Linked DNA regions of Homo sapiens: region 2 is linked to region 1. The links are chromatin loops, found by intact Hi-C in ENCODE. Cell type or tissue: HCT116. All regions are shown on one strand. Links, peaks and the distances in the headings refer to the core of each region. The heading gives the core; the rest is flanking DNA. Region 1 holds the start of LOC101927432 (a long non-coding RNA gene). Region 2 holds the start of LOC105374115 (a long non-coding RNA gene).

Evidence for each region. Hi-C counts contacts between places; a loop is a spot of excess contacts. Peaks named below come from ENCODE experiments on the same cell type or tissue, not always from the same donor. Only the 100,000 strongest peaks of a DNase experiment are listed, where the experiment ranks them.
Region 2: a loop joins it to region 1, with 2.5 times the contacts of the local background. A loop is called at or near these places in 3 of 110 quality-filtered maps.

The regions. Positions count from the first base shown.
Region 1 is chr3:133,376,298-133,391,725 of GRCh38, reverse strand. It overlaps TMEM108 (transmembrane protein 108), which reads right to left. Exons shown (of 6, transcript NM_023943.4): 4 at 10,565-11,974; 5 at 1,392-1,546. It overlaps LOC101927432 (a long non-coding RNA gene), which reads left to right and starts at 9,933. Exons shown (of 7, transcript NR_189054.1): 1 at 9,933-10,063. In HCT116, for the core only: a CTCF peak has its summit at 7,068; DNase peaks (open chromatin) are centred at 7,075 and 8,365; H3K27me3 peaks cover 4,968 bases.
Region 2 is chr3:132,797,233-132,812,660 of GRCh38, reverse strand. It overlaps NPHP3-AS1 (NPHP3 antisense RNA 1), which reads right to left. Exons shown (of 11, transcript NR_002811.2): 5 at 12,294-12,441. LOC105374115 (a long non-coding RNA gene) reads left to right here and starts at 7,946. Exons shown (of 3, transcript XR_924500.3): 1 at 7,946-8,113; 2 at 10,097-10,267. In HCT116, for the core only: a CTCF peak has its summit at 8,626 (motif pointing left); no DNase peak of the experiment used is centred there; H3K27me3 peaks cover 610 bases.

The DNA.
Region 1 (15,428 bases), core at 2,551-10,550:
TGAAGGGGGTGCTGGGGAGAGCCTGAAGATGTTGTAGGAGAGGCGACAGCCCATGCACACACCTGGAGTGGGTGTGATGTAACCTGGTGCTGTGAAGGAACAAAAAGAAATCCAGTGTGGCTGGAGCTTAGCAAAAGATGGGGAGAGGGGTGTGATGTGAGGCTGGAAAGTTGGCCTGGGTCTAGGTCTACCTTGCAGGTCCTATACAAGACTTTGAACTTTAACTGGAGAGAAATGAGAAGGTTTTAAGCATGTGAGCGATGTGACCACAGTTATGTTTACAAAAGCTCACCTTGGCTGCTCTGGGGAAGGGACCCACACGGGAAGGAGGGGTGGGGTTGCACCTCCACAAGAACTCTTCTCAGCTCTCACTGCCTTACTCAGATGTCTGTTATCTTTCTCCTGGGCCATCTCAATTGCATCCTAGTTGAGCTACCTATTTTTAGTCTGTCTTTCTGTGTCATTCCATCTATTTACTCATCCATCAAGCCATTATTTTCTTTCCTTATCCATTCGCTGATCACATATAGGGTGCTTTCACCAGGCCATCAGCATAATCCTTCTAAAACTGGGTCACCCAAAGATCAAAACTTTCAGTGACTCTCTGCTGCCCCAAACTAGAGTCCCAATGCCATAATACCCCATTAAGGCTGTGTCTAATTGGGCCTTTATCCTTCTTTACTGTTTCACTCTGGCCTCTACGCCACCCTCCGTGTGAGGATGGAAAGAGTATGGATTCTGTGGTTAAAGTCCTGGGTTCAAAGCTCAGCTCACTCACTGACCAGCCAGGTGTCTTGGGCAAATATGCTGACAGTGTATTCTTCTTTCCCTTCAGATCCAGCACGTATCCTCACCTTTCCTCAGGCTACCTCCTCTGCTGGAATGCCTGTTGAAATCCATTAATCCTTCCTAGCATCTGCACTGGGAAGGCTTTCCTCCTTGGGTTTCCACAGCTCTTTGTCTATAACTCGTCTGTGTTTGTGTTTCCCCTAATTGGCTTTGTTTTTGGGTGATGTTGGGGTTTGTCCTCCAGCCACATCTCAGAACCTGAGCCCCTTAGGAGCAAGCTCTCATCTTCATAGTGCCCTGGGAGTGCTCGGCACAAAACAGGTCCTCACTGAGTATTTGTTCACTTGTTCCCAGAAACCAAAAGTCCCAGGAACAGTGCTTCCAAAATTTACTGTGCAGAAAGCACCTGGGGATTCTTGCTAAAACACAGATCCTGGCTCAGTAGGACCAGGGTAGGGCCTACAACCTCTTGGGTGTTATTGATACTGCTGGTCCATGGGCCATACGTTAAGGAGCAAGGCACTCAGAAATGAGCAGATGCCCCATGGCTCTCTTTGGACCTGGTTTCCCTGCAGTGGGGCCAGCACTTTCAAGCTCATTACCTCAGAGGTTTCAAGGGACTGGATCTCCCTGGGCAGCTCCACAGCATGCCTGTTGAAGTAGTCCATGGTGATGGTGTTGTTCCAGTAGCTCAGGTTGTTCTCCGGGTTGGCGGTCTTCTTCTTCCTCTTCATGCAGCACACCGTCAGCAGGACAGCTATGGAGAGAGTGCAAGTCAGAGAGGAGAGGGAGGCAGCAAGGATGGTGCCTGGGTTGCACCACCGAACTGATGAGGAGAGTTCCCAGCTGGAGTAAGTGTATGGTGGGAAAAGGGGCAGGGCATGGTGAACTGTACAAAGTGAGCCTTAATTCCACAGAAGACCTTTACAGCAGAAGTTCACAGAGCAAAATCACGGGGCAGAAGTCTTGAATGCTGATAAAATAGCTTTTCTGGTACTATCATCATCATCATCATCATCAAAAAATCCTGTGTTAATAGTTATATAGGACTTACGTCCCAGGCATGGTTCCAAGGACATAGAAATATTCATTTAATCCTCTATTTAGCCCCATAAAGTCAGTACTGTTAGGATCCCCATTTTACAGATAGGAAAACTGAAGCTCAGAGAGGTAAAGTGATAGGCCCAAAAGCAAACCCAGACATCTGGACTCCAAAGTCTATGGTTTTTTTTTTTCTTTTTTTTTTTTTTTTTGATGGAGTCTAGCTCCGTTGCCCAGGCTGGAGTGCAGTGGCGCAATCTTGGCTCACTGCAACCTCTGCCTCCTGGGATCAAGCGATTCTCCTGCCTCAGCCTCCCAAGAAGCTGGGATATTACAGGTGCCTGCCACCATGTCTGGCTAATTTTTGTATTTTTAGTAGAGACAGGGTTTTGCCATGTTGGTTAGGCTGGTCTCGAACTCCTGACCTCAGGTAATCCGCCTGCCTCAGCCTCCTAAAGTGCTGGGATTGATTACAGGTGTGAGCCACTGCACCTGGCCAGTCTATGCTCTTACCAGCTGATTCCTGCCTTAGATTGATGCAAAAGCCCACCTGCACAGATGGCCTGAGGTGGGCTCCACACAGCTTGACTGAGCACAGTGTGACATGTGACCCTGTCTGTTCATCCCTGAGACTCCCAGGGCCCAGGAGGAAGAATTATGTCTCGATATTGTTGATTAACCATGTGTGAATTGAGTGGCTTGTGAGCAGGGAAGGCTTCTGAGGTCAGAGAGGTGGGGTGGCCTGTCCAGATTCACACTGCAGAAGGGTAACACAAGGACAAGGGTGACAGAGGCCTCTTGGGGAGAAGCCATGAAGTGAGGACTGAGTATATCCTGCCCCAGGTTCATCATCACCAGAGCCTCTGGGGATGAGGAGAGCTGAAGCCAAGAGCCACATCTGACATCCTGGTGGTGCCAACCATCTCTGTGCTGGGGAGTCGGGGTCCCAGGCTGGGCTGTCCAGAGAGGCCAGCACCGGGGGTTGGCAGAGGGCCAGCTCTGTTCGCAGCAGCCTGAGGGTCTGGCCAGCATCAGGGGTGGGTTCATGCCAGGGTGTGGGGCAGTTGCACAAGCTGGCACCTGTATAGGCTGAGACCTCACAGCCCAGAGCCCAGGGCCCTGTAGGCTGCCTGGGGAATTCTGTAGCTTTCTTTCCAGCTGCCAGCCTTGCTGGCCTCTCAACCTGGAAAGGTCTCTGTACAAGGTTAGGAGATAGGGTAAGTTTCTACTTTATCTTATCTGCTTTGATCAAAAAGACTTCTAATTTGCTTTTCAGTCTTCTAGATCCTTTTTAAAAAATCTTTAAAACATAGAAGGAATTTCTGAGTGTTAGGGCTAACGGGGATTTGAGAGATTAGCTGGTACAGAACTTTTCAAATATTGTGGATCTCTTTCCTCTTTCCCTCCCTTCCTTCCAAAAAACCCTTTCTTCAGATGGTTGAAGAGGAAAGGGGCAAGGAGGGGGCTGTGGTGCTCAGCCTGAAACTTGCTAATTCAGGCCGCCTCCTTATTCTAGAGGAAAAACTGTGGCCTAAAGTGCTGGCCGCCTTGCCACAGGTCACAGGTATGTGAGTGGCAGAGCTGGGACAAGATCCCGGGTCCCCTGTCCCCTTCTCTGGTGTCTCTGTTCTTCATTGTCACTACCTTTCACTCTGCTCCTGCAGCTGGCATGGTGAAACACCTGGAGGAGTTCTAGCTGGTGTGACAGAAGCCATAAAGAGGGAACCATCTGGGAAGTGGGAAAAGTGCTGTTTCCTCAGCTCCAGCTCAGTTTTGGTAGAGTTAGAGCTAGAGGGAGGGGAGCAATCAGGACAAACAGAACAGCTCTTCAGTTATCAGCCTGTAGGGGCACATCCCATCATGCCCCACAAAACACTGCCATAGACACAGAACACAGGCTGGCAGGGGAAAAGTGTATCTGTGAGTCAGATTTGTATAGTTTGCACGCCTCTCTAAGGTAGAAAGATATTTGTGCCTCTGATCTACTGAGCAGTTATAAGCAAACAGAATCAAAGTGACAGATGCCATCTTAGGCCTAGTCAATAGGGCAAAAGGGACATCGAATTTAGAATTAGAATCTAGGTGACAATCTATTACTTGCATGACTTGAGTAAGTTACTTAACCTCTCTCAGCGTCAGCTTCCTTGGGAAGATTAAATGCAGTCATACATCTGCCAGCACTTCAAATTGTCCCTGGTGCACAGTAGGTGCTGAAACAAATCAGCCCCTTCCCCCAGCCTACATTCTTATTCTAGAAGGTGGGGCATGGAAACCTAGAGAGGTGAACTTGCTCAAGGCCATGCTGCTAACCTGGGCTGGTAGAGGTTGCAGAATCCAAGTCCTCCGCCCCCGAGTCCAGTGCTCTAACAGCCCATGTTGTTAGAATGCCAGATGCAGAGATCCTGCCCTGCGGGAAGGCCTGGGAGTCAGAACAGAAAGTTCTGCTCCACGCTGTCTTCCCCTCACATGTTCATGCTCCTGGCCTGATTATATTTCTCTCAGGGAGTTTCCAGTGCTTCTCAAACACCATTTCATTTACTTACTGAAAGCCAGCCTGGCTACAGAAAGACCTAGGTTCAAATTGTGACTCTGCCATGTATTCCACCTGGAAAGTCACTTAAGATGAACTTCATAGGCTTGTAATGAGAATTAAAGAGATCATGGATGCAAAATGCCAAACACAATGCCTGACACACAATGGATGCTTAATTAATGACAGTTCTCTTCTTGTTCTCCCAACATCCTCTACAAGAGAGATCTAGAAAGAAAAACTGTGTTATATGACTATTGGGTGGCTCAAGGACAAAGCTCCACCTAGGGGTTAGAACATTCACTATTTCAGTGGTCTCACCTTTCATCCAAGAAAGAAAAGTACAAGTCAGACTTACAGGGTCTCTACTATATTCCCAGCACTGACCCAGGCACTTTGAAGCTTATTTAGCCCACATGATAACTGCCTGAGGAAGGCACTATTGCTCTTCCCATTTTCAGAACAGGTAACTGAAGGTCATAGAAGCTAATAGTATTGATCTTGATCACCCAACTAATTACTGCAACTTGAGTCCAGGTCTTGATGATCTTCAAGTTGATATCCACTATCCTGTATTGTCCTGAACACCGGAGGGTATAGAGATGACATATGCAGAAGCGTTTTGTAAACTGCGCAGCTCTATGCAAACACAAGATGTTAACTGTTCCCTTTCCCATTTAGTTGAAAAGCTTCAACTGCTCTGTTTCTCCTGAGGCAGTAGCCATCAAGACTCTGGAGGAGGTCATGGAGTCCCAATTTCCTTGAGTTTTAAAACAGAGTTGGGAATTAAGCTCTCTTGGGTTCCCAGGAATGTCACTGGGGAGTCATCCATGGCTTGTCAGATGTGTGACAGGAAGAAGAGGGGTCACTCCATTTTCAGATGGAGCCCTGAGTACTGTATTCACATTTGTGGAAGGGCATGCTTTCAGGTGATAGGATCTGCTGTGTGATGAGAAATGGAAATGAAACCCTGCAGGTCCCCTGAGGATTCAACCTTTCAAACAACTATTGAATTGCTCTTTCCCGGGCCTGTTTGAGCAGGCATTGCAAATCTTAAAAACAATAAGATGAATAATCATCACTGTTTGATCACTGCCATTTATTGAGTACCTTCTCCATGGCAGATGCTAAGATAAGACCTAACATGCATCATCTCTGATTTTACAAGTCTTCGAGGTTGCAGCCATGAAAATGCCCTGGTCAGCCATGATTGACCATGACAGGGGTACTAGTGCAGGCCTGTTCCTGCTGGACATGGAACCCCTCTAATGGCTTAAGGACTCCCACTGGCTGGCAGAAACTTTCTTAGAACAACACTGTAGTCTAAGACTCTTCCTACTGAATTCTCTTTCCTTCTCCCTCTCCTTTCATGGGGGTCAGGCCTGCACTGCAGTCTGGGGCTTCCTCTGCCTACTTCAGTTCCTTCCTGAACATTTTACAGGTGTTTCCCCCAATAATTCTCTTATATGCCTAATCCCATCTTGGTGCCTGCATCTCGAAGGAACTAACACAGTGGACAGGAGTCCCATTTTGCAGACAGACACTGGATCAATGATGAAGTTACTTGTGTAAGTCCTACAGCCAACAAATGTTAAGAGCTGGGGTTGTGTGCAGGTATGTTTGATTCCACAAGCCAAGTCTTAGAAGCATACTAGGCTTCCTCTCTAATGATCTATGCAGGCTTAACTGTGAGGACAGGGAGTGATGACACATTTCAGTTTGGCCCCTTTGTTTTGTCGATGAGAAACCTGAGACCAGTGAGGGAAAGGATTCGCCCATGGGTGCCAGTGGGAGGGGTGCACCTGGGCTGTGCACAGCCATTTCCCTCCTTTGGAGGCTGAGGGAGGAGGTCACAGGGAGGCCTCAGGGTATGGAGGGAGGTCAGGCTGGGGGGCTTAGTGTCTGACCCACCAGCCTGGCAGGCGGGAATGTGCCTGTAGAAGCCCACGGCCCTCTTGGGGAGAAGCCATGAAGTGAGGACTGAGTGCTGCCTGGAGGTGCTGGCTGGGATGCACAGGGAAGAGCTGTCAGGGTATGGGTCTAACACTGGAACAGCTGGGGGACATTCCCTGGATATCCCTGCATTGCCTTGAGGCTCTCCCATCCCTGTTTGATCCGTAAGCTCCAAGGAGACATGTTTCCCAGCCATAATGCCTTCTGATCCCAATCTCTTCTACTCTTTTCATTGGCAAGAGTCATTCTCACCCGGGTTTTCTTATATAATAATTATAAACTCATTCAGGGCCTGTGAGTGAAAAGGCACACATATACATTCAGGTCTAATATTCACTGAGCAACCATCAGCACAATGGTATGTGACCTCTTTGAATGCTGCACTAATGCTCCACTGTCTAGAAGGAGGCCAGACTGCTCTGGGGACCAGGTGCAGAGGGTGCCCTCAAGTGTCTAGTGTCAGAGAGAGAGGGGCTACTCCACTTTGGCCAGGGTGAACTTGAGTTGGTGATGACAAACATCTGCAGCTAGTCTATTTTTCTAATCTCACCCTCCAAACAGCCCCATCTTCTTGCAGGGAGGATGGGTGAAGGCATTTTCAAAAATGGACATCACATGTGACAAACAGGCAAAGGACCCTGACAGAGCCACAAAACTGACACGCTCATGAAAACTCAGACCGCTGACAATGGTGAGCGCCGACCAATTCAGCGCCAGGCGTGGAGGCTTCTGGCAAGAGTGGTGGGCTCTGTGCGTCCTGATGGTGGCAGCAGAGACCAGCTTGGGAGCCACCTGGCTCCTCTGCCCTAGCCCATTATGGCCTGAATCCAATCAATTTCAGTTCTCAGCACTTCTGAAAACGTGCGTGGCTTAGAGTGTCTGGCAGGGCTCAGGAGAGAAAAGCATTTCTCAGCCCCGGGACACATATATGCCTCCAGGCACTGGTTGTGGCTTGCAATCTGGGAGGGCAGGTGAACGGACACCCTCCCTCCTTGCACAGGCCTGGGATCTGCCTTACTCAACTCCCACTTCTACCAGGAGCAGAGGATCACCGCTGCCCAGCACCCCGCCCATCTGAATTCTGACTCTGGTGGCTTCAGAGAAGCAAGGTAGGGGCCAGTGCTGGTATGAAATGCCAGATGAGAGGAAACTGATGCATGCACTTTACTCCTGACTCAGAGTGCCTGAAATATCTGGCAAACTGGCAAAGGATGAAACCCTTCTTTGAGGTCTGTAGAGTAGCTTTAAGATAAATGAAGCCACTGAGAAGGTCCAAAACAAGGGGCCCTTAGACGTGGAAGAGGTCTGCTTTCCTGATAACTAGAGTGGTGCTGGGCTATGAAAACAGTCCAAATAGATGAGGATAGTTCCTGAGAGCACAGGGTTCTGAAGCTGGACAAATATTCTTCCACCTTAATGGCCCTCTCACTGGAGCCTTCACAGGGTTAACGATGGTCCCGCAGGAGTTGGGGCCATGACTGAGGACATGGAGCTGATGTGGAGGCAGTCAGGGCCAAGGCAAGAGCCTCCTTGTGTATAGTGGAAACGCAAGACAGACATCAAAGGGAGTGGGGTGTGCGGTTCCCAAGGGGCTACCAGAGTCCACTTTTATTAAAAGTTTGTGTCTTTCTTTAGAAAGTAATATGTTCCATCTCCAGCACCTGAAGGCTCCTTTCAGGGTGCCAGAAGAATCCTCAAGGGACAGTCCCAGGCTGTGTCCTTCCTCCTGTCTTGGCTGACATTTTTATGCATGGTTTAGGCAGCCCATGGGCTTTCCAGCTTTGCAATAAGATCTGATCTAATTTCAAGCTTATACATAACAGAAGGGCTGGGGGAGAAGTAGGAGTTCTTTTAGAATTGCAAAATCCAGGTGGGTGTAGCCTGTGGGGTGCAGGCTATCCAGCTCAAAGAGGGAGGCCCATATCTCAGATTCCCTAATGCTCGGCACAGTGTCTGGCACACAATGGGCACACAGGAAATCCTGCACTGAATCAAACAGATTTTGTATTACCAGATCTAGGCTGACTCACTGTGTGGTCAGGACCTTGGGTCAATCACTTCACCTGGTGACTCACTCCCTACCTGTAAGGTGTGGAGGACAGCTGGAGTCACTGTGGCACCTGTGTGTTTAGCAGTGTGTTTGCTTGTTCCTGCTTTTATGTCTCTGGCTGGTCTAAGATGGAATGATAAAAAAATAACGGAATGCACTTTGTAAACGAGAGCATCCTAGACACATGTAAAGATTGGAAAATTAGAAAGCTGTCTCTACTGTAGTTACTTCTCAGATATGACCAACCATTATTAAGAATTCATTGGCTAATAGGGCTACATTTTCTCATGATCATTCTTCTGTTTTAGAAGTGGGCAACTGCAGTTTTAAGAATAAATGTGTAAATGTGTGTTTTCATGAGAGACAATAAAGCTGTTTTCATTAAGAATGAAATATGCAACTTGCAAACACTTTTACTTTTCTTGAATTGGGTCCTTCAGCAGAAGCAGTTTGCCCAGCCCTGACATGGAAAGTTTACTTTGCTCATCAACCTGAAGGAGACCGAAAGCTATGAGAGGCGGCTCCTGAAAAGAATCTAGACTCCGGATATAAAAAGATCTTGCAACACAAGGCCAAGTGGAAATCATGGTTCGCATTAAAGGCATAAACCTCCTGCACTAACAACCCAGAGCAGGAGGAAAAGCTGGGAGACCTGGCTCAGCAGCCTTCCCTGAGGGAAGCCTTCGGGGCTTTGTTCCTCTTGAGATCAGGGCAAGCCTATGTATGACCTGAAGCCAATACAACCAGCAGAGCTGATGCCAGTGCTGGCTGCCTGAGTGCTACTAAAGAAAGAGTCCACCATCGGCTCCCTCTTCCGTAGCCAGACACAGGTGGAATGCTGTGCTTCCTTTTGGGAGACAAAGCAGAAGCTACCCCAGAGGGGGCAGATGGGAGACAGGCCCAGGCAATGCAGCCCTACAAAGAAGACTTGAAGGGCCGGGGCTGAGCAGCTTGGATGAAGAGAAGGCTGCCTTTCAGAGCTGTTTCAAATGTTTCAGACGTTGCTAGACAAACTAGAGTTGTATGGCTTCAGATGGCACAGCTTAGGGCCATAGAGTGGGAATCACAAGAAGGCAAACTTTAGGCCCCCAGGAGAGCTGGACAACAACCTGGAGGGTCAGAGGAGAATGGGCTGTCCAAGGAGCGGGGATATGAGGGTGGGGCAGTGTGGCCATCCCTGGAAGGGGTAAGGGAGTGGCAGATGGTAACCATTTGGGGTGGGGTGTGGCTGAGGATTCCTGCAAGGCTATCAGAGAAACTCTAAGAATCATAAGAATCAAAGCTCAAGTACATGAGGGAAGACATAATGAAATCCCTAAAGTTCTGAGAGGTTGTACCAGATTCTTTATGGAGAATACAGAGAGAATGCCTCCTGACTCCTCATTCACAGAGTGCCAGGCAGCAGCAAGGAGAAGCTGGTGGCCTTGGGAGGGCAAAAACTAAGGACAAGGTCCACAATGCAATCAGCTCACATCACCTACGAACAAATAAAGTGGGGTGGGGGTGGAGAGTTGCTAGAGTTTACGTAACTCTCAAGCCTTAATTTAGCTGCAAGAACTAGGTTTTTGCCAAAGCTATAGAACTTCCCACCAGATGAAAGCTTTATCTCTTTTTCTTTCTTAGGAGAAGAGAGACAGAAGGAGAGAAGAGGGGCAGGAGGAGAGAAAACACAAGAAAGAGGATGGAAGATAAAGAGGAAGGTGAGGGGTTTGCTAGTTGGAGGCTGTAAATTTTGAAGCATCGACATTGACCTACGGTGTCTTGGTGCCAGGTTGCTAGAGGCATTGGCAGGCTACCTTGAGGCAGAGTGGTGTCATGACAAGGGCACTGGGCTGGAAGACAGCTGCTACAAGCTCTCAGCCCAGCCCTGCCTCTCACTAATTCTGGGATCCTGGGTGAACCATGTCACTGCTAGCTTGGCATTTTTTTTCTGCAAAATGCAGGGTTGGATTAGACTGCCTGTAAGGTCCTCCCCCAGCTCCTGGGAGTTGTGACTTTATGATCAGCAGGCATTCAAGCCATGGCCAGGCAGAGCTGAGGACTAGGGTCAGGGATAACCTGTCCTGATACCTAGTTTCCTGAGATTCTGGGAATTTTTGTAGCCCACTTGGCAAGGATGCCAAATCAGGGACAAAGGAATGCTGGGGTTGAGCCAGTGATGTGGTAGAGGGAGAGGATGGGTGGGAGAGGGCGGCACTTACAGCAGGAGGAGATGGGCACGCTGATGGCCAGGATCACCCAGGCGATATCCATCTTGCTCAGGCAGATGGTGGCTCTGTGCTGCGGTTTGTCCCCCTCGGCCACATGGGAGATGTTCCCTGCTGTCCCAGGCTTCCAGGTCCCGGCGGGGACCAGGCGGTTGAGGAAATTGCCTGTGGCTGTGGATACCACTGTGGAGAGAGGACTGGGCACCCGGTCGGTCATGGTGAGGGTGGCCACAGTCTCCTCCTTGGCTCCAGAAATAGTGCTTTCTGAGACCCTGGAGGGATGGGTTGGAGCTTGTGGGGTTGTGGATGCTCCCTGAGGAATCCCCTGGGAAGGGGCTGAGACACTGGTATCGAAGGCAGCTGGGGTGGGCCCCGTGGCAGCCGTGAAGACCCCAGAGCTGGTAGACAGAGGTCTGCTGGTGCCAGGGGTAACAGTAAGCCAAGAGTCACTATGGCTGGGGCCATCCTGTGGGTCACCGTGGTGGGGGCGCTGAGAAGGCACTGGGGCAGCTTGTGGACTGACAGGGGCACCTGAGGCTGCTGTGGCATCTGGTGTCCCTCCTTGGCTGGTGAAGGTAGAACCACCCCCCTGGGCTGCTCTGCGAAGGCCTGGCTTGTCCTTTGCAGGCCCCAGGGAGGTGGTGGTGGGTGCCCATGAGGTATTGCTGGGCACTGTGGTCGCAGCCACTGTCTGGGGCTGTGGTGAAGAGGAGTAGCCCCAGAGTGGGGTCCTGGGGGTGAGGGTAGAGGGCTCCGGTTCCACAGACCCTGTGAAGTTGCCCTTGTAGATCTGAAAGATTTTCCCCAGGGGCCGCTTCTGCCCCAGAGGTGTGGAGCTTGGATTTCGTCCTCGCTGTCCTTCTTTACTCCTGGAGTGGCCACCAGGTGCAGGCGGGACAGGGCGTGATGAATTACCAGCCCCTTTTCGGGAAGAGCCTGGGGGCCTGGGGGGCCTGCGTGTGGTAGTGCGGGGGGGCGCTGTGGTGGGGCGGCTGGTGGCCCCCGGTGGCTTTGTCAGCAGGATGGTGGGGGCAGCCTGCCCTCGAGGGCGGCCCTCTGGCTTGGAGGATGTGGTTGCCATGGCTGCTGGAGCGGGCCCTGTGGACAGGGAGCTTTCAGAATGGGGGGCGGTTACTGTCGCAGCGATGGTGGAGATGGTGTGCGTAGGAGGGTGCCCCTCTGCACGGGGTGTCGGTGTTGCCATGGGAGCTGCAGCCTGTGAGGGGGGTCCATCGGGATTGGGGGTCAGCATCACCACAGAAGTATGTCTGGTAGAGCTGTGGGGTGCTGTCACCATGGTTCCCGGGGGAGTGCCTGAAGGGAGGACCTGAAGAGATTCCCTGGGAGATGGTTCCTGGATGGCAAATGCCAGCGCTTCGGTCAGTGCCAAGATCAGCAGGAAACCTTGAAAAGGAGACAGAGAGAAGAGGTAAAATACTTGGGGAGCAGCATACAGCCTGGGCCTTTCTTACCTGTGGCCTAGGACAGTGCTGGGAACTCAGGAAACGTCAGGAGCATTCCTGAGCCCACACTAGTGCTCCTACACTGAACCAGAACTGTCTGTGGAGCTGGGGCAGGTCTATTAGGTAGGTGCTGCCTGGTACCTGCTGGAAAGAGAGACCAGCACCAGGGGAAGCAGAGCAGCTACCCTGGCCAGGCTCCTCCTTTCCCACATGCCTCAGAAACGCCATCAGCCCTCCCCACAAGGGCAACTTTTCAGAACAGGCTGGGGCTGGAGGTGTAGAAGGCTTGTGGCCTCCACATCTGCCTCTTCCTCTGCAGCCAGGAGTGGTCAAGGACAGCTTGCCTGTGGGGAAGCCTGTGTGAACTCTGTGTGAGCCACCCCAAGCCAAATGAGGAAGGCCTGGGTGGCAGTATGTACCAACTCTTATGCCCTTTTCTGAATCTTCCATTTATAAACTACACAAAGGTACAAGCAAACAGACCTCTGTCCCTTCAGGACCATTCGCCAAACAATTATGGAGGTTCAACCCTCTCCCTGACCCTGGAGGACACAAAAACGAACAGGGCAGTCTCTGGCCCTGGATAAGCTCGCACATATCCACAAACAATCCTAAAATAAGACAAAGATGTCTCAGTGCCATAGAAGAGTGACAGGCAGAAGAGGACCGGGGTCTAGAGAAGAGCAACCAGACCTGGAGCCCATAAAAGCACTTAGCACAGCCTGGAACAGAAGGTGCCTTCTACAAATGCCGGCTGGTGTCATGGTTGTTATTAACTGCTTTTCCTATGGCATTCATGTGGCTGAACTCTGAAAAATTGTCATTGGTGATATCCAGCCTTTTTGAGTAGAAGGAGCCCTTTTGAACATTAAAAAAAAAAAAAAAAAAAGGATTTTGTATGATAGCCAATGTGCATACTTGCAGTTCAAGAAAATGCACAAGGACAAAAACGTATATGTTTAAAAACATTTCTAGTTATGTGTGGATTTTATCAATCACAATAGCATGTGCCTATTTTTAAAAATGGTACCTCATGCAAGCATGACATGTAGGAGCCGTTGACAACACATGGGTTGGGAAGAGCCTGTCTCTACGGCTGAGGAAGGGCCAACAGTCCTCTGAGGCCTGATTCTGACCTGTTAGCACCTCCTTGTTCATGGATCCCCTTCTTTGTCATCCTCAGGCAGTTCCTTCAGCCCCTGCTAGGCTCCTCTGACTATGGAGAGAGATCTCTGTCTGCGTCTAATTACTCTCTCAGAGCGTCTTTCCTCCATCAGATTCCAGCAGGACAAACGGCCAAAGCAGGGGCCCCAGCTGTGATTCCCAGGTGTCTGATGGAGAAGGCAGGGCCCTGGCGAGAAGCAGAGATGGGGAGGAGATCTCCAGGCATGCCTTTGACACAAGGCCCAGGATCACCGTTTGGTGTGTGGTGGAGCCTGGGCATGGGCCTGTGTCCTCACCCTGCACTTCTAAATTGGTGGGGAGTGGGAGGCTGCGGGGGACTTTAGATTGCACTGAGGCTGTAGCACCCACCAACTCTAGGACCAAAAATTTGCCCTAAACAATCTATTTTTTTCTAAACTTTCATTCATGATCTAGACTAGCGGTCCCCAACCTTTTTGGCACCAGGGACAAATTGTCTTCCACTTGGTTTTGTGGAAGACAGTTTTTCCATGGACTGGAGTTGGTCGGGGGGGGTATGGTTTTGGGATGAAACTCTTCCACCTCAGATCAGCAGGCATTCAATTCTCATCAGGAGCACGCAACCAGATCCATCCCTTGCATGTGCAGTTCACAATAGGGTTTGTGCTCCTATGAGAATCTAATGGTGCCGCTGACCTGACAGGAGGCAGAGCTCTGGCAGTAACGCTCTGGCGGTGATGCTCCGGTGGTGATGCTGGCTCACCGGCCTCCCACCTCTTGTGGTGCAGCCTGGTTCCTAACAGGCCACAGACTGGTACTGGTCTGTGACCCAGTGGTTGGGGACCCCTGATCTAGACCACACACCGACAGCACATTCTGTGTATTCGAGTCAATCCTAAAACCTGTTTACTGAACACTTGCCCTGGCCCAGGCTTTCATGCTTTAATCCATATGACCACTTGGTGGAGCATGAAATTGAGGTTTGGGGAGATTAGGCAACATGTGGAAAGTCACACAGTAGCAGAAGTATGTGAAACAAGGGTTGTCTTTAAAGTGCATGCTTATCCTGGTCAACCACTATCAATGATGCAGAAGGAGGAAGAAGAGGACAGTATGTTGCATCCCAGAAGAATTAATGTGCTGTTATGCTCTGACCTGCTCAGGGTTATTCTGGTGCCCCTATCCTGCCCACAGCTTAACACCAGAGAGACAATCTATTCCTAGGGCTAGTGGTGGTGACCTCCATGTTTTGATGGACATTCCCTTTCAAGTGTCTGTTTAGCTCACAAGTGTTAAGTGTTGTTAAGGACTGACTTATGCACCCCCAAAATCCCTATGTTGAATCCCTAATTCCCAGTACCTTAGAATGTGACTATATTTGGAGATAGGGCTTTCAAAGAGGTAATTAAAGTAAAATGAGGCCAAAAGAGTGGGCCCTAATTCGATCTGACTGGTGTCCTTCTTAAGAAGAGGAGATTAGGACACACAGACATCTGGAGCACGTGTGCACAGAGGGATGATCATGTGAGGACACGGCAGCTAGAGGACGCCATCTGCAAGCCAAGGAGAGAGGACTCGGGGGACTCCAACCCTATTGGCGCCTTGAATTTAGACTTCCATCCTCCTCAAATGTGAGGAAGTACATTTCTGTCTGTGGTATTGTGTTATGGAAGCCCTAGCAAACTAATACACATGCCTTATGTTAAGAGATCCTCTGAAAAAGGAGAGACAGAGACAGGGCTTTTGTGCAGGAAGTTTATACTGGAAAATGATCTGTGGGGTCAGCCGTGGGGGTCTGAGATTAGTGAAACAGGGAAAACCAATCTGAGGGCAGGTTATGAGCTGGTCCAGGTGGGCACCTCAAACTCACAGGGGACGTCAGTGGAGCTGAGTAGGCTGCACCTCAAATTGTCTGCCTGAAAAGAACACTCACCCAGAGGCTCCCATATTCACTGATCAAGGGCTGCTCCTGGGATGCTCATCACTGCACTTCCTGACTGACGCCAGGTCTCCATTAGCTGGATCAGAGAAGTTCTGGGCCATAGGGCTGTCAGGTTCTGCCTGCACCCAGCTGGTGTTTGCTGCAACAGCTGGAGTTAAAATTAAGGGCCCGGGGAATCTCTGGGGCCAGGCACCAGATGTGTCAGATACAATAAAAGACCGGAGACCAAGGACACAGCAGTCTTTTGGAAGCAACATTGGCTGACCCCAGGGACAGGCCCTCAGGTGGGAGAGGAGCCACCATGGCCTCT
Region 2 (15,428 bases), core at 4,408-12,407, 580 kb after region 1:
TAGTCCTAGCTACTAGGGAGGCTGAGATGGGAGGATCGCTTGACCCTAGGAGTTTGAGGTTGCAGTGAGCTATGATCACACCACTGCCCTTCAGCCTAGGGACAGGGTGACACCATGACAAGCAAGCAAGAGAAAGAAAGAAAAGAAAAGAAAAGAAGAGCAGAGGAGAGGAGAGGAAAGAAAAGGAAAGAAAAGAAAAGAAAAGAAAAGAAAAGAAAAGAAAAGAAAAGAAAAGAAAAGAAAAGAAAAGGAAAAGAAAAGAAAAGAAAAGAACCCATTGCCCTTTGCTAGTGATTGATTTGGGAGAGTCTCATTTCTGGCCAAAGAAACATTAAGTGAAGTCTTCTGGAAGGACTTTGGATATGGCTTTTCCCCCTGATAAAATCATAAATGGAAAAGAGACCTATTCCTTCTTACTGCCTAGAAAACACCTATGTGAGGATGTGATGTCTGGAGCAGTGGCAGCCACCTTGCAACCATGAGACAACAAACTAAGGTTGAAAACATAACACATAGGAAAATGGCAGAAGGAAAAGATAACAAAAATATGGGTCCTTGATACATACATATATTTATATTATCATATATATTTATATTACATATATTATTATATATATATATATATATATATATATATATATATATACACTCCTTGGCAAAAGGAAACCCCTAAGATTTGTAAGCTTTAACCCATATTCACCCTGGCTCTTTGCTTGGCAGCATTTTTCTGACCACAATGCAAGGAGATGAAATGTAAGCTGAGAGCATCAGAGAGAACAAAGGGCATTAGAGAGAATAAAGTTGACTGGCTGTGAAGTAGGTAGGGGAAAGTCCGTGTGGGTCTTCCTTGGGTTATTGGTTGAAGGCTAGGCTGCACATGTCTGGGGAAAGACCCAATGATATCTAATAGAGAGTGGCTGCTACAGGGATGTAAATTGAAGTTTGAATTAGTCAAGGTTCTCCAGAGACACACAACAAATAGGATGGATAGATAAATAGGTAGATGGATGGATAGATGACAGATAGATAGATAGACAGATAGATAGATAGATAGATAGATAGATAGATAGATAGATAAAGAGGAGTTTATTAGGAGAATTGGCACACACAATTCTGAAGGCTGAGAAGTCCCATAACAGGCTATCTACAAGCTGGAGACCCTGGGATGCCATTAGTATGGCTCAATGCAAGCCTAAAAGCCTGAGAAACTGGGGGGCCACTGGTGTAAATACTGGAATCCAAAAGCTGGATAAGCCTGGAGTTCTGATGTCCAAAAGCAAGAGAAGAGTATATCCTAGCTCCAGGATGACAGAGACCAATTTATCTTTTCTCTGTTTTTGTTCTATCCAGGTCCCCAGCCAACAGGATTGTGACACTCCTTCCCCTACCACACACACACACATACACACATTTAAAGTATATATCTGAAAGAATCGAAAGCAAGGACTCGAGCATATATTTGTACATTTGTGTTCATAGAAGCATTATTCACAATAGCCAAAAGGTGGAAGCAACTCGTGTTACTTCCATCAATAGATGGTAATTCAATATTGTTGCATCCATCAATAGATGAAAGGATAAACAAAATATGGTATATACATACAATGGAATATTATTCAGCCTTAAAAAAAAAGAAATCCTGGCTGGGCGCAGTGGCTCATGCCCATAATCCCAACACTTTGGGAGGCAAGGCAGGCAGATCATCTGAGGTCAGGAGTTCAAGACTAGCCTGGCCAATGTGGTGAAACCCCGTCTCTACTAAAAAATGCAAAAATTAGCTAGGGGTGGTGGCGGATGCCTGTGATCCCAGCTACTCAGGAGGCTGAGATAGGAGAATTGCTTGAACCCAGGAGACAGAGTTTGCAGTGAGTCAAGATCATGCCACTGCACTCCAGCCTGGGCAACAGAGCGAGACTCCATCTCAAAAAAAAAAAAAAAAAAAAAAAAAGAAATTCTGACACATTCTATAACATGGATGAACCCTAAAGACACCATGCTAAGTAGAATATGCCAGCCACAAAAGAACAAATGCTGTATGATTCCTCTTAAATGAGGTCTTATAATAGTCAAAATCATAGAGAAAGAAAGTAAAATGGTAGTTGCCAGGGTTGAAGAATTGGGAAGTTTGTGTTTCATGGTACAGTTTCAGCTTAGGAAAAAAAACGTTCTGGAGATGGGGTGTGGGTGAGGGTTGCACAAAAATGTAAATGCACTTCATTCCACTGAACTGTACACTTAAAATGGTGAAAATGATAAGTCTTGTGTTACATATATTTAGCCACAAAATCTGGCACTTATAGTAGCACTAAAATGTGATTGTGTATCTATATATAATTAAATATATATGTATGGAATAAATTCAGCAAAGACATATATACCAAAATGTATAAAACATTGCTGACAGAAATTAAAGAAGACCTAAGTAAAAGCAGTAAAAAGAATAATGTTGTAACCTCATCCTGCCTGATTTCAAAACTTATTATAAAGGTACAGCAATCAAGACAGTGTGGTATTGGTAGATACAAAAATAGATTAATGGAACAGATTTGAGAGTCCAGAAATAGACCACACATTTATTATATTCAATTGATTTTGAACAAGGAAGTTAAGGTAATTCAATGCTGGTAAATCTGAATAAGTAGTTTGAAAAATATGAACATCCCCTTTATCATTTTTTATTGTGTCTATTTGATTCTTCTCTCTTTTTTTCTTTATTAGTCTTGCTAGCCACCGATCCCACAGAAATACAAACTACCATCAGAGAATACTACAAACACCTCTACGCAAATAAACTAGAAAATCTAGAAGAAATGGATACATTCCTCGACACATACACTCTCCCAAGACTAAACCAGGAAGAAGTTGAATCTCTGAATAGACCAATAACAGGCTCTGAAATTGTGGCAATAATCAATAGTTTACCAACCAAAAAGAGTCCAGGACCAGATGGATTCACAGCCGAATTCTACCAGAGGTACAAGGAGGAACTGGTACCATTCCTTCTGAAACTATTCCAATCAATAGAAAAAGAGGGAATCCTCCCTAACTCATTTTATGAGGCCAGCATCATTCTGATACCAAAGCCGGGCAGAGACACAACCAAAAAAGAGAATTTTAGACCAATATCCTTGATGAACATTGATGCAAAAATCCTCAATAAAATACTGGCAAACCGAATCCAGCAGCACATCAAAAAGCTTATCCACCATGATCAAGTGGGCTTCATCCCTGGGATGCAAGGCTGGTTCAATATACGCAAATCAATAAATGTAATCCAGCATATAAACAGAGCCAAAGACAAAAACCACATGATTATCTCAATAGATGCAGAAAAAGCCTTTGACAAAATTCAACAACCCTTCATGCTAAAAACTCTCAATAAATTAGGTATTGATGGGACGTATTTCAAAATAATAAGAGCTATCTATGACAAACCCACAGCCAATATCATACTGAATGGGCAAAAACTGGAAGCATTCCCTTTGAAAACTGGCACAAGACAGGGATGCCCTCTCTCACCGCTCCTATTCAACATAGTGTTGGAAGTTCTGGCCAGGGCAATCAGGCAGGAGAAGGAAATAAAGGGTATTCAATTAGGAAAAGAGGAAGTCAAATTGTCCCTGTTTGCAGACGTCATGATTGTTTATCTAGAAAACCCCCTCGTCTCAGCCCAAAATCTCCTTAAGCTGATAAGCAACTTCAGCAAAGTCTCAGGATACAAAATCAATGTACAAAAATCACAAGCATTCTTATACACCAACAACAGACAAACAGAGAGCCAAATCATGGGTGAACTCCCATTCACAATTGCTTCAAAGAGAATAAAATACCTAGGAATCCAACTTACAAGGGATGTGAAGGACCTCTTCAAGGAGAACTACAAACCACTGCTCAAGGAAATAAAAGAGGACACAAACAAATGGAAGAACATTCCATGCTCATGGGTAGGAAGAATCAATATCGTGAAAATGGCCATACTGCCCAAGGTAATTTACAGATTCAATGCCATCCCCATCAAGCTACCAATGACTTTCTTCACAGAATTGGAAAAAACTACTTTAAAGTTCATATGGAACCAAAAAAGAGCCCGCATTGCCAAGTCAATCCTAAGCCAAAAGAACAAAGCTGGAGGCATCACACTACCTGACTTCAAACTATACTACAAGGCTACAGTAACCAAAACAGCATGGTACTGGTACCAAAACACAGATATAGATCAATGGAACAGAACAGAGCCCTCAGAAATAATGCCGCATATCTACAACTATCTGATCTTTGACAAACCTGACAAAAACAAGCAATGGGGAAAGGATTCCCTATTTAATAAATGGTGCTGGGAAAACTGGCTAGCCATATGTAGAAAGCTGAAACTGGATCCCTTCCTTACACCTTATACAAAAATCAATTCAAGATGGATTAAAGATTTAAACGTTAAACCTAAAACCATAAAAACCCTAGAAGAAAACCTAGGCATTACCATTCAGGACATAGGCGTGGGCAAGGACTTCATGTCCAAAACACCAAAAGCAATGGCAACAAAAGACAAAATTGACAAATGGGATCTAATTAAACTAAAGAGCTTCTGCACAGCAAAAGAAACTACCATCAGAGTGAACAGGCAACCTACAACATGGGAGAAAATTTTCGCAACCTACTCATCTGACAAAGGGCTAATATCCAGAATCTACAATGAACTCAAACAAATTTACAAGAAAAAAACAAACAACCCCATCAAAAAGTGGGCGAAGGACATGAACAGACACTTCTCAAAAGAAGACATTTATGCAGCCAAAAAACACATGAAGAAATGCTCATCATCACTGGCCATCAGAGAAATGCAAATCAAAACCACTATGAGATATCATCTCACACCAGTTAGAATGGCAATCATTAAAAAGTCAGGAAACAACAGGTGCTGGAGAGGCTGCGGAGAAATAGGAACACTTTTACACTGTTGGTGGGACTGTAAACTAGTTCAACCATTGTGGAAGTCAGTGTGGCGATTCCTCAGGGATCTAGAACTAGAAATACCATTTGACCCAGCCATCCCATTACTGGGTATATACCCAAATGAGTATAAATCATGCTGCTATAAAGACACATGCACACGTATGTTTATTGTGGCACTATTCACAATAGCAAAGACTTGGAACCAACTCAAATGTCCAACAATGATAGACTGGATTAAGAAAATGTGGCACATATACACCATGGAATACTATGCAGCCATAAAAAATGATGAGTTCATATCCTTTGTAGGGACATGGATGAAATTGGAAACCATCATTCTCAGTAAACTATCGCAAGAACAAAAAACCAAACACCGCATATTCTCACTCATAGGTGGGAATTGAACAATGAGATCACATGGACACAGGAAGGGGAATATCACACTCTGGGGACTGTGGTGGGGTCGGGGGAGGGGGGAGGGATAGCATTGGGAGATATACCTAATGCTAGATGACACATTAGTGGGTGCAGCGCACCAGCATGGCACATGTATACATATGTAACTAACCTGCACAATGTGCACATGTACCCTAAAACTTAGAGTATAATAAAAAAAAAAAAAGAAAGAAAAATATGAACATTAGCTGAATTATAAACCTAAATGCAAAAGCTTCTAGTGTCTGCAATGCCAAGGAGAAGGATATGAGTCCTAGTTATCTAGGCCCAGTCAAGACAAAAATAACTAATCCAAGTTTCAACAGCCGTAACTATCAGCACCAAACATGAACAGAACACCCAGGGATGGAGCCTGAAGCTCAAGTGCAAGTGGCAGCTGGGACCAAGCACTCTCTAGCTAAGACCAGAGACGATCCAAGAGAAACTGAAGGGACACTTTTTTTGTCTCTGAGACTATCATGCCACACAAGTGACATTTTTTCTTTATTATACCCAAGTAGCATTTTGGAGAGGAAAAGAGGGATGAAGAAGAAATCTGAGATGCTGAGCATTTACATGAAGGGGCCACGTGGTAGAGTAACAGAAATGGCTACTGCCATCCCTTCTTTGAATCTATGCCCTTTGTAACATGACTTTGAAGCTCCTCCCATTGGGCAAATAATCCAGCAGACTGAATAGCAAGAGCAAAGGCCCTAAGGCAAGAAGGAGCTTAGCCGTGTTGAAGAAACACAGAGAAGGCCAGTGTTGCCGAGAAGAGGGTCAGGGGAGTGATATAAGGTGAAGTCTGAGAGGTAAGACAGCAACAGAACACATATAGCTATAACACATATAGCCTTTCAGACTAGGAAATCCCCTGTTAACAGCAGAAGGATCAAAACGTAAACCATGGTAGCCTGCTCTCCCACCGCTGTGTACAGCTGGACCTATTGTTAAAATATTAAAATGCTTTCATTCCAGTTGGTAAATAGCTATTGTGCTGATCTCCCCAAAGTGTCCCAACAGTTCTGGCCAATGATGCCCCTCCACCAGGACACTAAACCTCCCATGATCCTATAATTTAAGGTTTCAGGGCACATAGAGGCCTCTAACACTCTGATCAAGTGTCATGGCCGTATAAGTGATTAAGGATTTCCAACATCACTCCCAGGCAAAAGGCAGAGCATTTCTTTATCTACATCTTAATGAAATTCTGAACAAGCATTAATTCATTTAATGAATAAATATTCGTTAAACTCCAACTATGGGTCAGGAGGTATCACAGGCATTGAGGATGAGTGAGAGTAAACAAACCAGTTTCTGCCCTCGCAAAGCTTAGAGTGTAGCATTCAGGCAAATTATAGCCTTCAGGTAGCAACTTTTAGGCAGTGGTTCTCAACTTGGACTCCAGAATGCCGGCTGGGTTTGGTGGCTCATGCTTGTAATCCCAGCACTTTGGGAGGCTGAGGCAGGAGGATCACTTGAGGTCAGGAGTTTGAGATCAGCCTGGGCAACATAGCAAGAGCCCATCCCTACAAAAATTAACAACAAATAATGAAAAAGTACTGATGCTTGGGTCCCATTTCCAGAGGGTCTGATTTAATTGCTCTGAGGTGTGGCCAGGACGTTGGAAGTTTTTTAAGTTCCCCAGGTGATTCAATGTGCAGCCAGGGCAAAGAACCTCTCTCTTAGAGACATGTGATCTGATGTGGATAACAGATTGAATTTTTAGTAGAATCTACAGATGTAAACCAACGGTTAAGTTTTCGCTGCATGTTAACTAATAAAAAAAATCAAGATGAAAGTGATTTCCTTAAAGATCTTTGTCAAAGAATGCTAAAGGCTGTCTTTGGAGAACGGTGTTCTGTTAAAAGGGCAGTCCTGACCCAACATTAGCCAAGCCAACTAATTGTATTCTGCCAATATATAGCAGAACTCTGGGCTTTTTGAAATTGAATTCCTCAAGAGAAGGAATTTTAAATATGAACTCTCCTCCTACACCCCCTCCCTCCAGACTAGTACCTTCTCAAACTGCATTCCCCACCCAAAACTAGCTATCAGCCTGAGGAATAGGCATATGCTGAGAACTCCATGCCACAGGTAAGGATGACAGCCCCAGGGGTGAAGAACCAAGACCCAGGGTATTGAGACCACTTTTCAGATAGATTTCTTTACTCTCTGTTTTCCAGTTTCTTCCCTACACTGCTCATCAAGTGGCAAATGTTCAGGATGAAATAGAATCAGAAATACCTCCAAAAGGTTTGACCCAATGGAGAGTCCATGGGAACTATGGGAAGGGAAACATACCTCAAATGCTGGGCTGCAGCATAAGTATTTTCTAGATTCTCTGGGTCACAGAGAGGCAGCAAAGCACATTCTAGGGCAACAAATATGCTCAGTGCTAGCTCTTGATTATTCATTCTAATGAAGGGGAACAATCATGTGGGCTTTCCAAAATAGTGGCTGCTTTTAATGAGTGGTTTGGCTTTGACTCTGGAAATCACCACTAGGTAAATCATAAAAGCACCCAGCAAGTTTGAGCATATTTCAGCTGGGCAGTGTGGAATGTGGCCAGGAATGTGAGACAGAATGTGGCTCAGGATTTCAAAATTCACTGGAAAAAAACTCACAAAACAGAAACATTTCAGTGGAAATAACAGAGTCCTATATTATGATTTAGACAACAAGAATTCTTGCCTCTGATCTATTGTGACCAAGTGTGTCATCTTAGGTAAGTAACTTTTCTGTGCTTTGGTTTCCTCATTTTTAAAATGAGGGCACTGGACTTAAATGCTCTCCAGTAGGATGGCTGGGTAAAATGGAATTTCATATCTCTGTGTGAGAAAGAAAGAAAATGCTGAGATGTAGAGCCTGAAGATTGCTGGGGTGAGAAGGGGAGTAGTCAAATTTGCATTTGGAGCCCAAGACTCTCCTAGAGGAAGGGATCAAGACCCCTACACTTTGTCTCTAAAATTAAAACTAGTCAGGGTGGACTAGGGGTGGCCCTGAGCAAGGCCTGGAGTCAGGAAAGGGCCACGAGATCCTAAGATAAGCCCTTACCAAAGAGAAAACATAGGATCACCAGTCCAGCCTCTGCAGACTTAGGCGTTTGAAAAGGAATGTGCTTTGGGAGCTGTAAGACAGTGCACACTGGGTCTAGACCCAACCCGAGAATCAGATGGCAGATTTGAGTCCTAGAGAAGTGGCTATGTGAGTGAATTGAATCTAATGATGGGAGGCCAGGCCAGGTCTCACAGGAGCCCTCTCCTGGCTGAACTTAACCAAAGGCTGGGGATCTTCTCTCTGGCTCCCTAGAAAAGAACAGTCGTCCAAGGCAGGGTCTACACAAGCAGCTTCCTCTGGAGCCACCAGCTTCTTGTGGGGCATCAGAGACACTCCTGGTGTCTGAGTTGAGACATCAGGATTTGAAATGGAAGTGGCCAGAACTGGCCCTAGGAATATCAGGGGAGGGGGCTCCCAAAGAAAAGCAGTTTCCTGTTCATTTGGCATGTGAGGCTCACGTGTTGCACTTTGGGACCTCTCCTGAGCAGTGCCTTATTTGCATTCCAAACTATAAACTGCGGCACTCTGGTTACAGACCTATAAGAACCCTTAGAACTCTAATATGCTATGATTTTAGTGTATGATTCAAAACAGCACTTAAAGACTGACTTTAATTCAGAGTTAACACATAACTCTATCCATAAGTTTGTAGTCACTGGTACTCCTGTCTAAAAAAATGAGAAGTGCAAACTGAGAATCCATCTAGGATCATTAAATAGCTTAAAATTTACACAGAAGTTGTATCACTGCTAACAATCCATGAATTCCTCTAAGTACAGTTATTAAAGATTGTTAAAGGCCAGGCGCGGTGGCTCATGCCTGTAATCTCAGCATTCTGGGAGGCCGAGGTGGGCGGATCACGAGGTCAGGAGATGGAGACCATCCTGGCTAACATGGTGAAACCCCGTCTCTACTAAAAATACAAAAAAATTAGCTGGGCGTGGTGGTGGGCGCCTGCAGTCCCAGCTACTCGGGAGGCTGAGGCAGGAGAATGGCGTGAACCTGGGAGGCGGAGCTTGCAGTGAGCAGTGAGCGTAGATTGTGCCACTGCACTCCAGCCTGGGCGACAGAGCGAGACTCTGTCTCAAAAAAAAAAAAAAAAAAGATTGTTAAAGTGAAATCTGGGAATACAAAAGATAATTATACAGTTGGATATCTAATCTAAAAGTCTTTCTGATAGAGGGCAGAATTGTGTGTGCAAAATACAAGGGCGTTACGCTGAAATTGATGCGGAAACACATGCTTGCTTTAGTAAAAGATGATCATTACTGTTTAATATTGCCCTAACCAATAAACATCAGCATTGTAAATGGACATACCATCCGACCCAGCAATTTTACTTGTAGACATTTATCCTGATGAAATGTTGCACGTATATACAAAATAAATGTACAAGAATGTTCACTGTTGCAACACGGATAGCAGGGAAAAAATGGGAAGAATTAAAATGCTCAATAATAAGAGATTAGTTAAATAAATTATCAGTAATCCCTATGCTGAAATACCAGAAATAGTCAAATATATCTTTATAGCAAATAAATAATTTTACATTAACTAATGTTTCTATCGCTTACAGTTTGTTTGTTTACCCTACATCTGCTTCCAGGTTTAAAACAAATATATATTGAAGCTAAGCCCTTCTTTGTTTCAGGGAGGTATGGTCGTGAAGAGCACCGATTACAGAAGGAGAATTGCAACTGCTTTGCACCAAAGACAAGAGGCCAAAAGAAAGGCATTCCTCATCTTGAAAGCCTAGTTTTGAAATCCCAGAGCCAAAATTTGGACCCAAAGTGATAGATTTTTGAAAGCCTGCATGTTGAAGGTAAAGCCATTATATTTGGTTAATTCATAAACTTACTTAGGCAAAAAAAAAAAAAAAAAAAAAAAAATCCCTAAATGAATAAGGAGCCAAGAGAGTAATGAGAGCAGTGGAAGGGGTTTCACTCTGATGCCAGTTGCTGTATACTGGGTGAACTTGAACATCAGTGTTCCTAGCCTCTCAGGTCTCTGAGAACAGATAACAAAGTCTAGGTCTTGAAAGTCTAACATGACTCCCAACCCCCACCTCCACTGAGCAAGTCTCCAAAGGGCTGCATTTTCAATATAAGGGTAAACTAGAAATAAACCTAACCCCTAGTTTCTTTTAAAGGAGGCTTTAAAGAAAATTGCCCAGACTCAAACCTTGATGGTGGGAGGAAGGAGAAAAATGTCCCACATGAGCATTCATAATCATGAACCATCCCTTACAGGAATTTACAACAAAATTCCGAAACTTGTAAGCTGATAATTCACAGTAGTTCCAGAGCAGTAGTATCACCAAGGAATTTAATAAAGGCAGATAAACTTTCTTTCTGGAGGAACTCATCTTCATCCTAGGCCTCAAAAAAATTTTCACAGATCAAGAAAAATAAACGGTATAAATAAATAAATTTTTAAAACCATAAAACAACCAAGGAAACAAGGTACCAGGAGAGAGGACCAGAAATAAAATCAGCAGCAAAATGAAATCCATGTAAAACTTCCAATGTTAGAGTCATTATGTAAGTTTTATATTTGAAGGACAAAAGAAAGGCTTGAAAATATGAGGAAAGAAAAAGTAGGCTTGATACTGGAATAAGTCTCTGAGAAGGGCAACTCACCCTGTTCTCATCTGTGGTATAAACCCCAAAGGGGAAAAATAAAACACTTGAATAATCTGGAAAACCCAAAAGTAACCATCTTGTGTGGGGAGCACACAAAGATTTATGTAATATATATTTATCTACCAGTCCTCCAGCTCGCCTCCCCTTAGGCGAGAAGAGTTAGACCCAAGCTATAAATGGAAGCTATTCAAAAACCTCAACACCTGTACATTGGAATGTTTTATGTTACAGTTAGACTTCCATAAATAAGAAAATCAGTTGATGCATGCTGAAATCGAACCATGAGATTTCTTGATTTTTTCTTTCCCTTGTGAGTGCACAAAACCGAAACTAAACAGCAAAACATAACTACCAGGATCTAATAGTTAATGAGAAGATACTGTTTCAGCATACCAGCAATCACATTTCCACTCTATTCATGGAACATGACCAATCCAAATAATAAGGTCAACTACTGCCTTTATGAATAACATTCCAATGTTAGCAGCCTTACCATTGGGTTTATATATATAAGAATCACAATTTTCACAGTTCTTTAAAACCTTGCTATTCAAGCTATGTTCCTTGGATAGCAAAACAGGCATCACCTGATCAAAAAGCAAAATCTGAGCAGCAACTCGGAGGCTCAGGTAGGAGAGCAGCGCTTGAGTCCAGGAGTTTGAGACCAGCCTGAGCAACATAGCAAGACCCTGACTCTACAAAAAAATTAAAAAATTAGTCAGATGTAGTGGCACATGCCTGTAATCCCAGCTACATGAAAGGATGAAGCAGGAGGATTGCTTGAGCCCAGGATTTCTAGGCTGCAGTGTGTTATGATTGTGCCAATGCACTCCAGCCTGAATGACAGAGCAAGACTCTGTCTTTAAAAAGAAAAAAAGAAAGAAAAAAATGTAGACTCTCAAGAGCCACCCCAGAACTACTAAACTAGAACCTGCATTTTAAAAAGATCTTCAGATGATTTGTATGCCTGTTCAAATTTGAGAAGCACTGGTCTAAGTATTCTCACTGTCCTACCTAACAGGTGGTACACATGCTTTTAGAGAAATAAATGTGTATGTATACATTTTTTTAACTTTTCGTTTTGAAATAACTTCAGACTTATGAAAAAGTTGCAAGATAATAACAAGTTTGGCCCCAAATATGTACATCTTCCATACTATAGTACAATTATCGAATAAGAACTGATTCAATAGTATTATTACAGACCTTATTTAAATTTCACCAAATGTCCTACTGATGTCCTTTTTTTGTGGTCCAGGACTCAATCCAGGATGACACATTGCCTTTAGTTATCAAGCCTCCTTAGTCTCATTAATCTGCAACAGCCTAGAGCAGTGCTGTCCAGTTGAACTTTCTGTGATGATGGAAAAATTTTATAACTGCACTGTTCGATACAGTGGCTACTAGCCATACATGTGGCTACTGCAACAAAGAAACTGAATGTTTAAATTGTAATTAATTTTAATTAATGTAAATTTAAAGTTAAATAGAGGATCTTATTGTTTTAACATACAAAACAAATATTTCAGCTGGGAAAACCCAGTTCCAAAATCTCTCTAAAGCAAAGCATAATGAACAGTCCTTTCATAAGCATGCAAGGGGAGCACTTAAACAAGCATAGTCATAATTCTGCTTGGCAGGGCACACAGACTCTTCATTTAGCCCAATCCAGTCTCTCTTACTGCGCCACCTGCCCTATCGCTCCACCACCAGTGCCCCCACTGCCCCACCACGATGAACCCCTCACCATGCCTTGAATGGTACCAGTCAATCACATGGCCAGGCCTTTACTCATGGATGGGTTCCTCTACCACATAGGCAAGGTGACCATGTAATGCATTAATCAGCTGGTGCTCATTTGATCAAGAAAAGGAATGCTGTTAATAATTACATGGAAATAACCTGGACTGTTCTGGGAAAACAGGGACACCCTACTTATGGATCTTTCCCCCCAGGTAAACTCATTTTCTCATGGGCCAAAGACACATGTCCACTTTTAACAGATAAGAATTTTGTGCCAGTTTTCAAAGGGAATGCTTCCAGTTTTTGCACATTCAGTATGATATTGGCTGTGGGTTTGTCATAGATAGCTCTTATTATTTTGAGATACGTCCCATCAATACCTAATTTATTGAGAGTTTTTAGCATGAAGCGTTGTTGAATTTTGTCAAAGGCCTTTTCTGCATCTATTGAGATAATCATGTGGTTTTTGTCTTTGGTTCTGTTTATATGCTGGATTACATTTATTGATTTGCATACATTGAACCAGCCTTGCATCCCAGGGATGAAGCCCACTTGATCATGGTGGATAAGCTTTTTGATGTGCTGCTGGATTCGGTTTGCCAGTATTTTATTGAGGATTTTTGCATCAATGTTCATCAAGGATATTGGTCTAAAATTCTCTTTTTTGGTTGTGTCTCTGCCCGGCTTTGGTATCAGGATGATGCTGGCCTCATAAAATGAGTTAGGGAGGATTCCCTCTTTTTCTACTGATTGGAATAGTTTCAGAAGGAATGGTACCAGTTCTTCCTTGTACCTCTGGTAGAATTCGGCTGTGAATCCATCTGGTCCTGGACTCTTTTTGGTTGGTAAGCTATTGATTATTGCCACAATTTCAGCTCCTGTTATTGGTCTATTCGGAGATTCAATTTCTTCCTGGTTTAGTCTTGGGAGAGTGTATGTGTCAAGGAATTTATCCATTTCTTCTAGATTTTGCAGTTTATTTGCATAGAGGTGTTTGTAGTATTCTCTGATGGTAGTTTGTATTTCTGTGGGATAGGTGGTGATATCCCCTTTATCATTTTTTATTGCGTCTATTTGATTCTTCTCTCTTTTTTTCTTTATTAGTCTTGCTAGTGGTCTATCAATTTTGTTGATCCTTTCAAAAAACCAGCTCCTGGATTCATTAATTTTTTCAAGAGTTTTTTTTTGTCTCTATTTCCTTCAGTTCTGCTCTGATTTTAGTTATTTCTTGCCTTCTGCTAGCTTTTGAATGTGTTTGCTCTTGCTTTTCTAGTTCTTTTAATTGTGATGTTAGGATGTCAATTTTGGATCTTTCCTGCTTTCTCTTGTGGGCATTTAGTGCTATAAATCTCCCTCTACACACTGCTTTGAATGTGTCCCAGAGATTCTGGTATGTTGTGTCTTGGTTCTCGTTGGTTTCAAAGAACATCTTTATTTCTGCCTTCATTTCGTTATGTACCCAGTAGTCATTCAGGAGCAGGTTGTTCAGTTTCCATGTAGTTGACCGGTTTGGAGTGAGTTTCTTAATCCTGAGTTCTTGTTTGATTGCACTGTGGTCTGAGAGACAGTTTGTTATAATTTCTGTTCTTTCACATTTGCTGAGGAGGGCTTTACTTCCAAGTATGTGGTCAATTTTGGAATAGGTGTGGTGTGGTGCTGAAAAAAATGTATATTCTGTTGATTTGGGGTGGAGAGTTCGGTAGATGTCTATTAGGTCCGCTTGGTGCAGAGCTGAGTTCAATTCCTGGGTATCCTTGTTAACTTTCTGTCTCATTGATCTGTCTAATGTTGACAGTGGGGTGTTAAAGTCTCCCATTATTATTGTGTGGGAGTCTCTCTTTGTAGGTCACTCAGGACTTGCTTTATGAATCTGGGTGCTCCTGTATTGGGTGCATATACATTTAGGATAGTTAGCTTTTCTTGTTGAATTGATCCCCTTACCATTATGTAATGGCCTTCTTGGTCTCTTTTGATCTTTGTTGGTTTAAAGTCTGTTTTATCAGAGACTAGTGTTGCAACCCCTGCCTTTTTTTGTTTTCCATTTCCTTGGTAGGGATGCCCTCTCTCACCACTCCTATTCAACATAGTGTTGGAAGTTCTGGCCAGGGCAATTAGGCAGGAGAAGGAAATAAAGGGTATTCGATTAGGAAAAGAGGAAGTCAAATTGTCCCTGTTTGCAGATGACATGATTGTATATCTAGAAAACCCCACTGTCTCAGCCCAAAATCTCCTTCAGCTGATAAGCAACTTCAGCAAAGTCTCAGCATACAAAATCAATGTACAAAAATCACAAGCATTCTTATACACCAATAACAGACAAACAGAGAGCCAAATCATGAGTGAACTCCCATTCACAATTGCTTCAAAGAGAATAAAATACTTAGGAATCCAACTTACAAGGGACGTGAAGGAACTCCTCAAGGAGAACTACAAACCACTGCTCACTGAAATAAAAACGGATACAAACAAATGGAAGAACATTCCATGCTCATGGGTAGGAAGAATCAATATAGTGAAAATGGCCATACTGCCCAAGGTAATTTATAGATTCAATGCCATCCCCATCAAGCTACCAATGCCTTTCTTCACAGAATTGGA